Regions from separate parts of the Mus musculus genome. Here region 1 is linked to region 2. The links are chromatin loops, found by intact Hi-C in ENCODE. Cell type or tissue: left cerebral cortex. All regions are shown on one strand. Links, peaks and the distances in the headings refer to the core of each region. The heading gives the core; the rest is flanking DNA.

What was found. Hi-C counts contacts between places; a loop is a spot of excess contacts. Peaks named below come from ENCODE experiments on the same cell type or tissue, not always from the same donor. Only the 100,000 strongest peaks of a DNase experiment are listed, where the experiment ranks them.
Region 1: it touches region 2 in a loop (2.4-fold over the local background); 1 of 42 quality-filtered maps calls a loop at or near these places.

The regions. Positions count from the first base shown.
Region 1 is chr7:132,852,287-132,859,312 of GRCm38, reverse strand. Abraxas2 (BRISC complex subunit) reads right to left here and starts at 88. Exons shown (of 9, transcript NM_198017.3): 1 at 1-88. The coding sequence starts at 78. It overlaps Eef1akmt2 (EEF1A lysine methyltransferase 2), which reads left to right and starts at 6,666. Exons shown (of 6, transcript NM_028095.1): 1 at 6,666-6,814. The coding sequence starts at 6,705. In left cerebral cortex, for the core only: a CTCF peak has its summit at 953 (motif pointing left); DNase peaks (open chromatin) are centred at 94 and 868; H3K4me3 peaks cover 439 bases; H3K27ac peaks cover 653 bases.
Region 2 is chr7:132,571,360-132,579,476 of GRCm38, reverse strand. It overlaps Oat (ornithine aminotransferase), which reads left to right and starts at 3,079. Exons shown (of 10, transcript NM_016978.2): 1 at 3,079-3,182. In left cerebral cortex, for the core only: CTCF peaks have their summits at 3,337, 3,542 (motif pointing right) and 4,420 (motif pointing right); DNase peaks (open chromatin) are centred at 3,057 and 3,607; H3K4me3 peaks cover 1,613 bases; H3K27ac peaks cover 1,444 bases.

The sequences.
Region 1 (7,026 bases), core at 1-2,500, 280 kb before region 2:
GCTGTGGAAACACACAGCGCTGAAGGTGTAGCCCGAAATGGAAGCCGCCATGATGGAAATCTCCACCTCCCCCATCATGCCCCGCGGAGGGTGCACAGCCTTCCGGACGCCCCGCCGCTGAGCATCCTGGGAAATGAAGTCCTCCAAGCTACTCGAAGCTAGGACAGGGAAGTAAAGGATTCCAGATCAAAGAGAACCAGCACCTTCAGTTTTGTGTGTTCCTCAGACACCGGCCTGTCTGTACAGCCTTGTTATAATCCAGTTTGTCCCTTCTGCAAATGAAGTTGAAGGATGGAAGGCCGGAGATGATTCCAGCAATTGAACAGGTTGAGATTTGACTTGGGAACAGCATGATGTAATTTCAACTTGAACAGACCACTTTGCCTGCCTGGTTGAGACTAATGCGTAGGAGAAATGGAAGGGAAGGAGATTTACAATAATCCCCACCTGGTGCAGTGACAGGGGAATTATGGTCAGAAGTAGTGGAGCTGGTAAAACGATTGGATTCTGGACTCAAAAACAATTCAAATATAAGTCGTGTAAGGGCAGAAGGGTTGCATGTCGGAGGCCAGCCAATGAATGCTACATAGACTTGTTTCAACAAACAACAAAAACAAAAACCTTCAAGTTTGACAAAAATCATAGAAGACAAAAACAAATAAGTAGCAATGAATAAACTATCAAATTTAGAAAGAAAAAAAAAAAGGGAACTATTTCTTCTGCAGCTTGCTAAGACTTCAGTATTCCTAGCTGGGCTCCTGATTTCCCTACAGAGCTACTTCTCACTTCTTTTCCAAGTTCAGCAAATAAAACTGTTTATGACAATTACTCAAATCAAAACCTTTGCAGCTGGGGCTGGAGAGATGGCTCAGAGGTTAAGAGCACTGACTGCTCTTCTGAAGGTCCTGAGTTCAAATCCCCGAAACCACATGGTGGCTCACAACCATCCATAACGAGACCTAGCGCCCTCTTCTGGAGTGTCTGAAGACAGCTACAGTGTACTTGCATATAATAAATAAATAAATCTTAAAAAAAAAAAAAAAACCTTTGCAGCTAGCCTTAACAACTTCTTTTCTCTTGTTCCCTACATCAGATCAGCTAAAACGATCTTCAAAAAAATACTGAGTCCTACGATTCACTACCAGCACATCTGCCACCCTGACCCAAAACACCATTTTCTCTCTCCTGGTTATGACAACTTCTCAGAGTCCCAGTTGGTGGCAATTTTGCCCTTAAGGGATGCTTGACATTGCTAGGAGATATTTTCCAATGCCAACCCCAGGGGAAGGAGGTAAACTCAGGAAAGGCCTCATAACAGAATTAACCAGTCCAAAATGTCGAGGTAATGAAGTGAGGCTGTTGACCTGCAAATATATCCTCAACACAGTCAGTGAAATGATCATGGTAATGTTTAGATATAAGGTGTCAATTATACCTGGCCAGCCTCCAAATCCTACGCCGACATGCCCTCCCCCTGCATTCCTGCTTCTGCTACCCTGATAGACTTGGCTACAGCTACAACAGTAGCCTTTTTGCTTTCTGGAAGCACTGAAAGTTCATCAGGTCATAGTGCCTTTACATATGTCCCTTTCCTCTGCCTGAGATGCTGGTCTCTTGGACAACTATATAGCTCACTGTTTTATGCCTGCCCTGGGTGCTTTGAAAGGCCACCCAGACCTCTTCTTGCAGGACTGATTGATTTAGCCTGGCTGCTGGGGAAGTTTTCCATTGACAGCTCCCAGTTCACATCTCCTGGAACTATTCCCTGTGAGAGAGAACCTAATTTTCCAGCTCAGTTAGTTTTCTTATCCAGTTTAAGACCACCTGCCTAAGTGCCACCCACAAAGAGCTGGGCCTTCCTACATCAATTAGCAATTGCTGGAAATAAAATCCGATGGCTCACTTTTCAAAGGTGTCTCTAGCCAGCTTAGGTCCAGCTAACAGTGAACAGAAAACAGAAGGCCCTTGCTAATGCTTGATAGTCTAGCTAAGTACCCCTCCCCCAAATGTTAATAAGCTACTCCCCCCAAACTGAAAGTTTAGAGTATAAAAAAATCTCAAACATCCAAACTTTTCTACAAGATCATTCATTGGTTTGATATGCTTTAAAATATGCAAGATGTGAAACATGGAGATAGATCCAGACATGGTTTTGGTTGTTAGGACTATATCCTTTTAATTATTAAAAAAAATAAGAAAGGGTCATTCCTTAGGGTTTGTAGACAGTGTTCTGCATTCAGTAGGCTTGCTATCATAGGCTGACACAGAAATTTTCCAGGTTGCAAAATAAACTGCTTCATTTTCTCTACTCTGAGTTACCAGTACTCTTTTTTTTTTTTTCCCCCGAGACAGGATTTCTCTGTGTAGCCTTGGCTGTCCTGGAACTCACTTTGTAGACCAGGCTGGCCTCGAACTCAGAAATCCGCCTGCCTCTGCCTCCCAAGTGCTGGGATTAAAGGTGGGCGCCACCACTCCCGGCTCAGTACTCTTATTATGAAGTGAGAATCATTGTTTCTGACACAATCAAGAGGGTCTCCCACAATTGTGCCCATAGGTTTTCACCATATGGGTTGTGACCCCAAATGTCAAATATTGTGCATGTCAGATAACAGTAAGAAAATTACAGCCCACCAAGCCAATCTGATATAGACAGTTTCTCAACTGGGGGTCTCTTCCCAGATAATTGTAGGATGTGTCAAGTTGACAAAGCTCACCAAGACAAACTCTTACCACCATCTAGCATTGTCTGTACTTTTAATTCTATTTCCCTGTTTATTATTTTTTCTCTGCTAGCCTATTCTAAAATTCATGAAGGATTCATGTTTTAGTTGCTTGCAGTTGCAATTTTTTTTTTGTCCTATGGAATTAATGCCAGGCATGGAGATACTGCCTATTTTGTAACTGTTGAGTAAATGTTGTGTGGGAAAATGTAGAGTTCAAAGGAAGATGGTTTTATTCTATCAGCAGGTTGCTATAGAGATATGAAGATATGCTGGGTTGGTGGTGTGTGCCTTTAATCTTAGTATTTGAGAGGCAGAGGCAGGCACCACTAGCCTAGTACAAAGTTTGTTCCCTGGACCCCGCATGGTGAAAGAAAGGAACTAACTCTTGAGGGTTGTCCTCTGATCTCTATACTCACAATGAAGGTGTGTGTGTATGTGTGTGTGTGTGTGTGTGTGTGTGTGTGTGTGTGTGTGTATGTGTGTGATGCTTCCATACACAACAAGCATGTAATCATATCTTTAAAAGAGAGGGTCTTACCAGGCAATGGTGGCCCATGCCTTTAATCCCAGCACTCGGGAAGCAGAGGCAAACAGATCACTCATTTTGAGGCCAGCCTGGTCTACAGAGTGAGTTCCAGGGCAGCCAGTGCTACACAGAGAAACCCTGTCTTGAAACCAAAAGAAAAACAAAACAAAACAAAACAAAAGGGCCCAAAGGCATGGGGGCGAGCATAACAGTAGCAAAATTATAGTTATGAAGTGCTAAGGAAAGAGTTTTGTGTTTGAGGTCACCACAACCCGGGGAATTGTACTACAGGGTTGCAGCAATAGGAAGGCTAAGAACAGTTGTGCTAGGGGGCCTTTACCTGGTATACTTAAAACCTGAAATACTTCAGAGTTTGGAGTGATTTGGAGTTTAAATTTTTGGGTTGCTGATTTGGCCAGTTGTTTTTTTGTCAACTCAACACAAACCTGGACTTAGCTGGGGAAAAGGAATCACAACTGAGAAACTGCCTTCACCAGATTGGCCTCTGAATATGATTGTGGGACATTTTCTTGATTTCTAGCTGAAGTGTGAGGGTTCAACTCACTCTGGGCAGTGCCATCCTTGGGCACGTGGGTTGGGGCTATTTAACCTCTAGCCCCAACTCCAATTTTTGCTTCTAGCTGCCTGAATTTCCCTTTATACCTTAAATTCAATGAAACAAAACTCAGCCCCCTCCCCATGCCTCCAGACACCCATCCTTCTCTCTCTCTCTCTCTCTCTCTCTCTCTCTCTCTCTGTGTGTGTGTGTGTGTGTATCTGTGTGTCTGTGTGTGTGTGTGTGTGTGTGTGTCTCATTTTTTTGAGACAAAGTTTCTCTGTGTAGTCCTGGCTGCCCTGAAACTCACTCTGTAGAGCTAGGATTAAAGGCATGGGCTACCACCATCTAGACAGACTCTTTCTTTAAAAATTTTATTATATGCTTATTGTGTATTGTAACTACTACTGCTGCTGCTGCTGCTGCTGCTACTATAGGAGCAAGGCGTGGGGAGCAATGCAGTGAGTGTTCCTCTGTGGACTCTGCTTGAGTTCCTGCCTTGTTTTTCCTCAGTGATGAGCTGTACAATCTGTATGCCAAATAGACCCTATTCTCGATGAGATGCTTTTGGTCAGTATTTTATCACAGCACAAGGAAAGCCAACTAAAGCAAAGATGCCCAACCTGTAGTAAAGATAAGAGCTGACATTTTCTGAACCCTGACTATATGCCATGCCCTTTCTAAGCTCTCTAAACATACAGTATGCTCACTTGCAGTTCCTGACATCTCTTTGAAGCGGCATCTTTTTAAGCCCCATTTTATAGTTGCAGAACCAGAACTTAGATTTACTGACTATTTCTCATGTGTCAGACAGGTTGTATTTGGCTGGACTAATCTCATATGTATTCTCAGAGTGTCTTGTGTGACAGGTGCCACTATTATGCTTGTTATAATAGAGGCTTCACAAACTGACCTGGGGAAATTCAAGAACTTGCCCACAGTGATGCTTTAAAACATGGCGTGCGGGGCGGGGGGGGGGGGTGTTCTAACTCAAGAAACAACTGCCCAGTGTCCCCTTTCAAAAGCTCACATCAAAGCAAAAGGAAGAGATGGGGGCAGAGAAGGGAGCTTGTTCTAGAAGTGTGTTCTCTGGTCCTGAGTGTTGCATGGTCAGAAAAGGGAAAGCTCTGCCCTATGACCACGGAATGTCAAATGGGAAGTGCTTAAGGATTCTGGGAAGCATGGTTCCAGAGGAGCTACCAGTGGGCACTGTGCACAGAGAAAACAACAAAACAAATCAAAACAGAACCGACGCTGGCAACCTCAAGTTCTACAAGTCTGCCTGTGGCCTCACACAAGTGGTGCTCAGTGGGAGGGGCTGTGTCCCTCCTATAGTTCTGCTTCTCTCTGGTGCTAGGCAGCTTACCCAGTGGAACCTCTCTCCCAGCCAAGAATCCCGTTTCCCTGGGTGATCAGAGGTGGTGCCCCACAGTCCTCAGCACTAAGCAGCCAGAATAATCCTTCCTGGAGCCAGAGAAGAAACTTGGTATAAACCATGTTGGGTCCCCCCACCTCCCCCAGGGCTCCATACCGACAACTGTTTATAGCTTTCATCACACACAGCAAAAACATCTTAACTGTTGGCAAGACATGAGGCTGAAGATGGGCTTATCTTTCATGGATGCTTCTTAATTAAAACCTAAAACTTTTAAAGACCCAGTCTGTCACACTCAGGCTTTCTTTCTGTAGCATCTAGAGTCTAGAAAAGATCAAAACAGCTACTTGCCCAGGGCAGCACTAATTGGCTGTGGTATCCGGTGGTTTTAGTGCTCTGTAATAAGGTTACTTACGCTCTTTCTTGAGTTCTTTAATCACTATGTACATGGATTTCCATCTGCCCTTTACTTTATTCTTTACTGCCAGAAGATCTTGGAACACCATGTATAGGAGCAGACGAACTGCTCAAACTGGGAGGGCAACATGTGTTGCCGTTTGCCTCAAGGGACTTGTTACTGGGCTTCTGTCTTCGAAGTCAACAGAAACGTAGTCCTGGAAACAAGTTCTTGTTGGAAGGCAGCTTGCTAGGGGCCTCTGAGATCCTTGCCTTAGACATTGAACCATGTTTATCTGAGTATTTCATGGCTAGTACAGACAAGATCTGACACCTAAGATCTTTTGCATTGTATTGCAGAACTACTGGCTGTAGTCAGACCATTAGGCATAAGATATCTCAGGTTCAATCAGACTTGAAGAACAAGTATCTTTTTATTTTGAGCAAACTAGAGTGAACAAACTAAAGCATGTAGAGGTTGAGATTTGGACAGGCTCAGATGACTAGCTGGGGACAGAGCAAGAACCTCTGAGGCCCCCTAGTATTTGTACTCATTTTATCATAATTCCATGGCTGGTGGTGGTACCCTGGGTGGCCCAAAGGCATTCAATTCCTTGGCCATTAGCTCTTAAAAGGTCAGCCGGTTTTATCAGTTCATTTTTCATAATTCTAGCCACAAATGAAATTAGTCTTTTGGTCGGGAAGGCAGCAATGCAATGAGGCCGGCCGCCCTATCCACTTTCCAGATAGGTCTTGAAAGAGTGAGATGACAAGCATTTGGGCTGAAGGCTGTGCGTTTCAGACGGTTTTTGTGGTTTCCGGCAGCTTGTTTTCCAAAGTGCAGTATTTTGAACGATGACTTACAGACAGCAGTCCCCAGATTTGGTCACTTTGAGAGCTAGAGAGTAAGGGGTAAATGTAATGTTGGCTGGAAGGCTATCTTGGCTTCTCTAGCCAGCATTGCACACTTAGCGGCCTCTAAGCAGCCTCGGTTCTTTGCTGTGCTTGGCCTCCCAAGGTCTGGTCTGGAGCATTAGAGAGACAGCCTCCTATTGCCTAGAGAGGCCAGGTCCGCGCCTCCCCTCTGCCCAAATCGCGTCTCTATGGCGGCTTCGAGCGCAGAGCGACATGAACGCGGATGCTGAGGGCCACAGCGGTGCTGTGGTCCCCGCGCAATCTCCAGAGGGCAGTTCCGCGGCGGATGACTTCGTCCCGTCCGCGCTGGGGACACGAGAGCAGTGAGTGTGGCGGGGAGGGTGAGCGGGCGTCTGAGGCCCGGAAGGAGATGGCGCCCTCTCCTGAATGGGGCCTGAGGGAGGAGGGCGGAGGCGACCTGTGGTGGCTTAAGGGGCGAGATCGCAAGCACTCCCCAAGCACTTCAAGGGATGCAAGCCCACCCGAGGCCCTTGGGGAGTCCGTGTAGGGGTCTGGAATCTGGCTGAGGGAAAGG
Region 2 (8,117 bases), core at 2,232-4,731:
CTTTGTCTTTTTGAAACAGAATCTTTCTGTGTAGCCCGGGCTGGTCTCACACTTGCACTGATCCTTCGGCCTCTGCTTCCCCAGTGCTGGGATTGCAGGAATGTGCCACCAGGCCTGGCAACACACAGGTTTTTAGTCAATAAATATTGAGAATTGTCGACTTCAGAAACCAAAGTGTTCATTCCCTTTCCAGGTGAGAGGAACTCAAAATCGCAAGGTTTCTGTTCGTAATCACTGAAGGAGCGTTTCCCGATTGTCTCTTTCCCTTCCTTTTCACATGGGTTCACCTGTTATGAAACTCCACACAGAGTCAAACATTAATGGCACTCAAGGGACATTTGTCAAACTAACTTGTGGATTTAACTTGGTTATCTGCTCATAGGATTGTTTCTATTTATTTGGTTGGTTTGGTTTTCAATACATCCTGACCAGTTTACCCCACCTCCTCTTTTTCTCCCATTCCCCACCCCACTCCACCCCACCCCAGTCCCCTCTCCCCACCCACCCCTTTTCTATTTCCCCTTAGAAAAGAGCAGATCTCCCAGGAATAGCCACAGAACACAGCTAAGAAGATACCATAAGACTAGGCACAAACCTTCATATCAAGTTTGGGTGAGACCACCCAGTAGGAGGAAAAGGGTCCCAAGAGCAGACAGAAGAGTCAGAGACAGCTGTTAGTCCCACTGTTAGGAGTCCCACAAGAACACCAAGCTAACAATAAGAACATATGTGGCGGAGGGTTAATGCAGACCAATGCAGGCTCTGTGATTGCCGCTTCAGTCTCTGGGAGCACTGCAGGAGCTTTATCGCTAGGCTCTACGGTTCCTGCAGAAGTATTTGCTTGAATCTGTTGGTGGCGTTAGACTCAACAATCCCTGCCATGTGGGCTCTGACTCTTCTTCATGTTGAGTTTTTAGATTGTGCAAATGCAATCAGAGCAGCTCTGTTTCTCGGAGGGAAAAGGCTACTCCAAGGTGCAGGTTGTTCTTTCTTGGCTACAATTAGTGATGGGAAAAAAAAAAAGCAACCAAGTAGGAGGGAAACCATAAATTTTTATCATGCTCTTTGTACCCAGTGCCATTCTCTGATAAGTGAGAAGTGATAAAACTCAGACATTCCCAGAGGTTTCTTGCTTATGAAATCCTTTTCATCAAAGAGCACCCTACCTGCGAGTTCAAAAGGATTGCCACATGTTTTGATGTTACCCTTAGTTCTCCTGATGAGCTCAGCTGCTCCTGCTTGCCAAGGCATAACAAGATGGCCCTGGCTTTACCCATTTGTCCTGGCTTACAGAGCAGAATCACAAAGAAGCAGTTCCTTTCTGACCCCAGGGGAGGAAGGGTCAAACCCCCAAGAGGTTGATCATACTGAAGTAGGTGGTATGAAAGGAATAAAAATGAAAAAGATAAAGTTATCCACTCATAATAATGAGCCTTAGAGGGTAATTAATGGTCATTATAGTAATGAAGTAATGATCTGGGCAAATGACCTTAGCCAAGGATAGGATGAGCCCAGTAGGCTTGCTCAGTGCTCCTGAGGATATTGGATTCACTGCTCTATCTCTGAGCCCACACTACTTTCTTGCCCCTACTGACCAGGTCAACTAAGACATTCCCTGCTATGGCTGTTGAATGTCTTCTATTTGTCTCTCTACCTGGGTCTTCTTTTGTTTGTCTTTACATGTGTCTGGTGTGTTTGTGTACCAGTGTTTGCATGAGTGTGGGTACACAAGGTCTGGTGTCTTCCATGATTGATTCCTACGTATTTAAATATATTTAATTGAGCCTGGGTTTCTCACTTGAACCCAGAGCTCTAGGAATTGTCCTGTCTCTACCTCCCTGAACGCTGGGATTTCAGATGGGTCTCGATGCCCACTCAGCGTTTATGTAGGCTCTGGGGACCTGAACTCTGGTCTCTTTATGCTTGCCCAACAATCACTTTACCTACTGAACCATTTCCTCTGCTCTTTCCCATCCCACTTTCTTTTCCTCCTCTTTCTGATCTTGCTCTGTGTCTAGGGAGGCTAGTTTGTGGGGATTGTCTTTTCTCTTGTTTTCTCAAGTCAGGGTTTCTCTCTGTACCTCTGGCTGCCCTGGAACTCTCTCTGTAGACCAGGCTGGCCTAGAACTCATAGAGATCCACCTGCCTCTGCCTCCTGAGTCCTGGGATTAAAGGTGTGCACCACCACCACTACTACCACCAGTCTTAACAGACTCCTTAGGCTCCTGGCTCCCTCCAAGTAGTCTTTCCTCAAACTCCTCTCTCTTTGGGGTTCTAGAAACCCCACATCTAGCCCTGGATACGTGGACTGACAGTGGCTCTCCCTGGTGTGCCAGTCCCTCCATCCTTGTGCTTTCTTATTCACACACATTCTTTCCAAACTGGAGTGTGAAATCTTTCTGCCTGACCCTGAAGTGTAAGGTAGTGAATCACTGGCCCTCTGTGGTCTACAGCTTTTGGTACAGGATTGGATAACTCTTCTATTCTCTTCATATTTTCTGATTTATAACGAGCGTTATAGACAAAAATGATACCTAAGCACCTTCTGATTGTGTTTATCCTGCAATATCCTTTTCCGGTTTGAGTTTTAACCATGGTAGTGGAGGGAGTGCAGGCAAGTCTATACTGCGTAGCTGTCATTTCCAACCACTTATAACAACAGTTAATAACATCCGGGCGGCGTTTTACAGCTGCAGAGATGATACTAGAAGCATCAGTAATCTGTTTTGTCATTTTGGTACGTGAGGGTTCAAGGTCATGTGGTTTCAGCATTTAAGATATGATGTTGCTCCCAACAGGCTCTTTCAGGAAAGGTTTTGGAAGGTCCCTGGGCTAGAGAAACGCAGTGAGAGGCCACCATTCCTTCGGGCCTCCGTTCCCCTTCGGGTAAAAGAAAGCGAACTGCTCCAAGTTCAGTGCAGAGCTCAAGCGCCACAGGCACAAAAGCAGACTGCGCACTTGGGGAAGGCAGCAGAACTTGGCGCCCGGAGGCTCAAGGCCGGGTGGGTGGGGCGAGAGTGAGCCTCTTGTGATTGGTGTGCGGCCCTCCGCCTTAACCAATGAACTGAGAGAACGGGCGGGGGCGGGACAGACACGTCGTCTTAAACGACCTGACGCGCCGGGCAGCCACATCGCGCTTCGTGGCTGAAGTACAGTCAGTGTCGCTTAGCGGACGCTGTCAGGTACGACGTACGCGCCGGGGCTGGGCCAGAGCGACTAGGGCCCACTCGGTGTTCTGGAGTCTCCGCCGGGGCAACACTGGAATCTCCGGGTCTAGGGCGCCACGCAGGCCCGGGGTGGGGCGGGCTCGGCGTGAGGACGGGCGGGGCACGGCTTGGGCTCACTGTCCCCGGGGGACTCGGCTAAGGGGACTGGGGCCTTGGAGGTCTCGACTTTGAAAAGGCGGCGTTGAGGGCGCGGGGCACCACGAGCAGCTTGGCGGGGGGTGGGTGGGGGGTGGGGGTGGGAAGAGGAGGGAAGGACCCGATCCCTGGGGACAGAACTGCGAACTTGTGGTCGCGTCACCGGGAGGGGGCGCTGATGCGGACCAAGTCCGAGCTCCTTGGGCAGCTTTTACGTCTCGTGGCAGATCATACCCATCCCTCCCCAATCCCCACTTCTCTTCAGTCCTAAACCAAATAAGAGGATTGAGGAAGTGACGTGCACTCTGTGATGAGATGGTGGCTAAGGATTGGCCCACAGGGCTCTCTGCACGAAGAGCCCCCTCCTTAGGCCTTTGACAAGCTATGTTGAACCTCAGTAAATTCCAGTCTAATTGTGGGGAGCTCTTGCTGCCAGCAAATCTTGCCTCAGGCCTACAGCAATGCCCGGGAGTACATTTACCTTGTAGATGTGTCAAGATATATTAAGGGAGGAGTGGTTTTGGAATGAAGTGGCTTTGCTACTTGAATAACCTCTGATTTCTCCACCCTAAATTTTCTTGATCAAACTTGTTAGTGTCTGTAGGTAAATTAATTTTATGTAACTTGTAACTGTACTTTAAATTGTATGTGTGTGATCAGGAATGAATGCGCCATCCGAGGCCAGAGGGATTCGATACCCCTGGAGCAGTTCTTGATAGTTGTGCCATGTAATGTGGGTGTTAGGAACCAAACTCTGGTCTTCTGCAAGCATAGTAGGTGATCTTAACTGCTGAGCCATCTTTCCAGCCCCTAAAACTTTAATTAGTACATATTTTAAAAGGTATTTTTTCCTGTCTCATCTATTTACCTTCCGGTCTACTTTTACTATGGTTATATGGATATGTATTTTATGCTCTTTGCAGAGTTCTTGAGGATGAGCCAAACTGTATACCTGTATACTTTTTTTTTTTTTTAGATTTATTTATTTATTATACGTAAGTACACTGTAGCTGTCTTCAGACACTCCAGAAGAGGGCATCAGATTTCATTATGGATGGTTGTGAGCCCCCATGTGGTTGCTGGGATTTGAACTCAGGACCTTCAGAAGAGCAGTCGGTGCTCTTAACCACCGAGCCTTCTCCCCAGCCCCCAAACTGTATACTTTTAAAAATAGTAATGAATGGGTAGTGATGTGGAGGTGTGTGGAGGGTGCGGTGTAGTTGGTTCAATCCTTTCCCAGTAGTGTTACTTTAGTTGTTTGCCAGTGACGCACTTGAGGTGAATTTTAGCCAGAATATTGGTTACATAAAACAAAGCTTATGTTGACAGACCTTCCAAAAAAAAGAAAAAAAAATTAAGGGCTGCATTTGTGAATGGTTACCTCAGAAAAGTAAATATTTAACAAGCGCCAAACCAAATTTACTTCTCAAGCTGAAGATTTTCAATGGCTTTTGGATGACTTTACCCTGCTGTTTCTTTTAGAGCAATTTAAGGAAAGGTTATTTAATAAGGCAGACTAAACAAATTCTTCCAAATGCAGCCCTTAATGGAGACTGTACTGTGGAGATATTCCTGTGAGCTAATGGGGAAGGGAATAATGGTGGCCTGAAATTAAACATAGGTGTTCAACATGCTCGGCCTGTCGTTAGTTCTTATGTTTGGGCTCTTATATCTGCTAAATATAAATAGCAGATAGATAATAAATAGGAATAATCTATATATCTATCTATCAATCATCTTTGGTTTCTCGAGACAGGGTTCCTCTGGGTAGCTCTGGCTGTCCCAGACTCACTTTGTAGACCAAACTGGCATCAACTCTGAACCCTTGATGAAAAGATGAGTTTCCATAGGAGGACAGAGAAGTAGCCTCTCAGAGCTGAGTTATTTTGATGCAGGATGGGTGACCTGGTTACCTGGCTTGTCTGGTTGCTACCTTGCCTCCCTCAGGAGTTGTGTGTTCAGGAAGGCTCTTCTTCACCTGCCAGACAAGAGAATACCAGCAGCAGGTGGGTACCCAGGTACCCAGGGGAGGGGATTTTTGAGACAGGGTTGACTTTTCCTTTTTTACAAGCTTAAGTTCACAGTGGGGACTGCTTGAAAACAAGTGCCTGAAGTGTTAGGATCTGTGATAAAAGTCTGCAATGTTCTTAATGTCCTAAAGTGTTTAGGAGGGACTTTCGTTGTAAATTCAAAGGGAGAAGGTGGAAAAAATTATCTATATAGTATTTATGCACAGAAGAAAATTGGTAGTTAATGGTAATCTCTTAAGTAGGTAATTTTCTTGTCTGACTGCTATTTATTTTATTTTATTTTAATATTAAGGCAAGGTCTCTCTTTATAGCCCTGGCTGAGCTGGGACTATGTAGACCAGGTTGGCCTCAAACTCCTAGAGGTCCATCTGCCTCTGCCTCTCTAGAGTGTTGGGATTAAAGGCTTGCTTGACCACCTCTAACTTCTTGGGTATCTGAGAATAGCCTTAGGCTCCTGATCCTCCTGCCTCTGCTTCTCTAGTTTATTTGGTACTGGAGATGGACTCCAAGGCTTCGAATCTATTAGGCAAGAACTTACCAACTGATCCTTAGTCCCCGAGGATCTCATTTTTATTTTTTAATGAAAAACGATCCAGTTTGAAGACCCTGGCCGTGTTGTTTGAAAGCTGTGGAACTTGGCTAGTGTTCCTATGACCTTAGAGCAGAAGAGAGTGTAATGAATAGCTCCTTTGTGCTAAACCAGAGGCTTTCACATGGGCTCCTCAAGACCCCATCGAAGTTCAGAAAGAGTGACACATTCACGCAGAGCTGCACACTGAATTTAAATCTGAATTGTGCAGTGCTGTGGATTTTCTATCACACTTCTACCATTTCCAGAGCCCCTGTGAAGGAGAAGATTGTTGGTGGCTGTTTTAAAGCCTTCTTTAATTTTGTTCTAATATTTCTCATACAGTACCAAGCTCAGTAACTTGAACACAGAGGCTCTTTAATAGAAAAGTGTGTACTAGATTCTGCTCTGTCATGGTCTGTGCAACTTGTAGCCTTTTCCAGTTAAGTTGAATATCCAGAGTATTACTCATATTTTGAATGTTTCTTGTTACGCTACTGAACATTCTACATGAAATTGAGAGGACCCAGCAGATAAAGAGATTCTAGCTGAGGAGGTAACTCAGTGTAAGTTGAGATAAGTCGAGTTCAGATAACCTTTTAGATTCTTTCCCATTGCACTCTTTATTTTGTTTTGAGTCAGCTGAATGTAGCCTTGGACTGGAAACCCTCCTGTCTTAGCCACTGCCCCCTCCTTCCCCACCCCGTAACCCATGGCTACAGTCACTTGCTGTCCTATTGCAGCCTGTAAAAATACACCATTAAAAGCATTTTTAGGATTTTTTTCAATAACCAGTTTTTTGTTTTTGTTTGTTTGTTTGTTTTTTTTTTTTTTTGTCTTTTTGCCTATTGAAAAAAATCATAGCTGTAGACTTTGGTGGCAAAGGTATGTGAGTAGTTTTGAAAGTTTGAGTCTTTCCCTGAGAATAGGTGACCTGGTGACCCAAGGCTGCACCTCCTGGGCACACTGACTGCCGCACTGCTCTCTACACCACGTTGTTTCCTCAAAGCTTACCGGATCCTTTCTTTTTATTTGACTTTGCTTCTTGTCTGCTCTCTGTCAAACAACTCAGACCATGTCCGAGCTCATTTTCAGTGTTTCTGACATAAATACAATTTATGGTCATTGTAGAGAGTAGAAAATAGTTTTAAATACAGCCACGGTGACTTTTTGTTTTCTCTCCTTAACAGTTTCCCCTAATACTCTTGCGTAGTTGAACAAGCAATTTTTTTTTCTATATATAAAGTTTTCGTTTCTTTTCTTAATTAGACATGTCCTAAAATGCCTTGCCATGTTGGTAGAGACTTATTTTAAAGCTTTGTTTGTATTTTTGTGTACGAGTGTTTTGTTTCTGTGTATCTAACTGCATTTGCTAAGGAGTATCAGAGAAAGCACACTTTATGCATATTTCCTAGGAGGCAGAAGTTAATACCATTTTACATTTTCAGTAGTTTAAGTAGGATCTACTGTGTAGATTGTAAAGAGCCTAGGAAGAAAACGATGAATCGGTATCTTAGACTTCGTGGTGGTGAATGAGGGCTGGTTCTTTGCAGTACAGCTAAACATCTTTGCTAGCTGCCATTTCCAGTCTAGTGATTCTGGCTTTGTTTTTGTTAGAGAGAAAATACTGTGGAAATAGCAGACCTTTTCCTTAGGGAAGTATATAATTGGACCCCTCTAAGTGGACAGTCTCTAGATCTTGCGTTTTCAGTCTGTACTCTGGTCGGTCCGTGGGAAGGGAGACTAGCGGCACGGTTCTGGCACATAGAGTAGAGTTCTGGGAACTGATTAGTGATTGCACATTCCTGAACCTCACTGGGTTTTTAGTGTGGAGTGAGAGCCAAGTTGAAAGAGAAGTTAGCCAAGTTCATGATTGGCTGATTTGGCAGCGCAATCATGTGTGCGAAGATCATGCATGGTTTGACTTGTTGGAAAATTCTGTTGAAACATGAATTAGCTATTTGTATATATAGACACCCCCAGCGTGCCTGGCTTTTGGTAACTTCCCCCTAGTCTAGAATTTACCTAAAATGCTTTCCTTCTCTACTTCCAGACATCACACCTATATCTGCTCTTATTTGTTGCAGGATCTTACATGATCCGAATGGTGAGCTGTGCACACAGAAGTTGGGGGAGCACTGTTAGGGACTGGCTTTA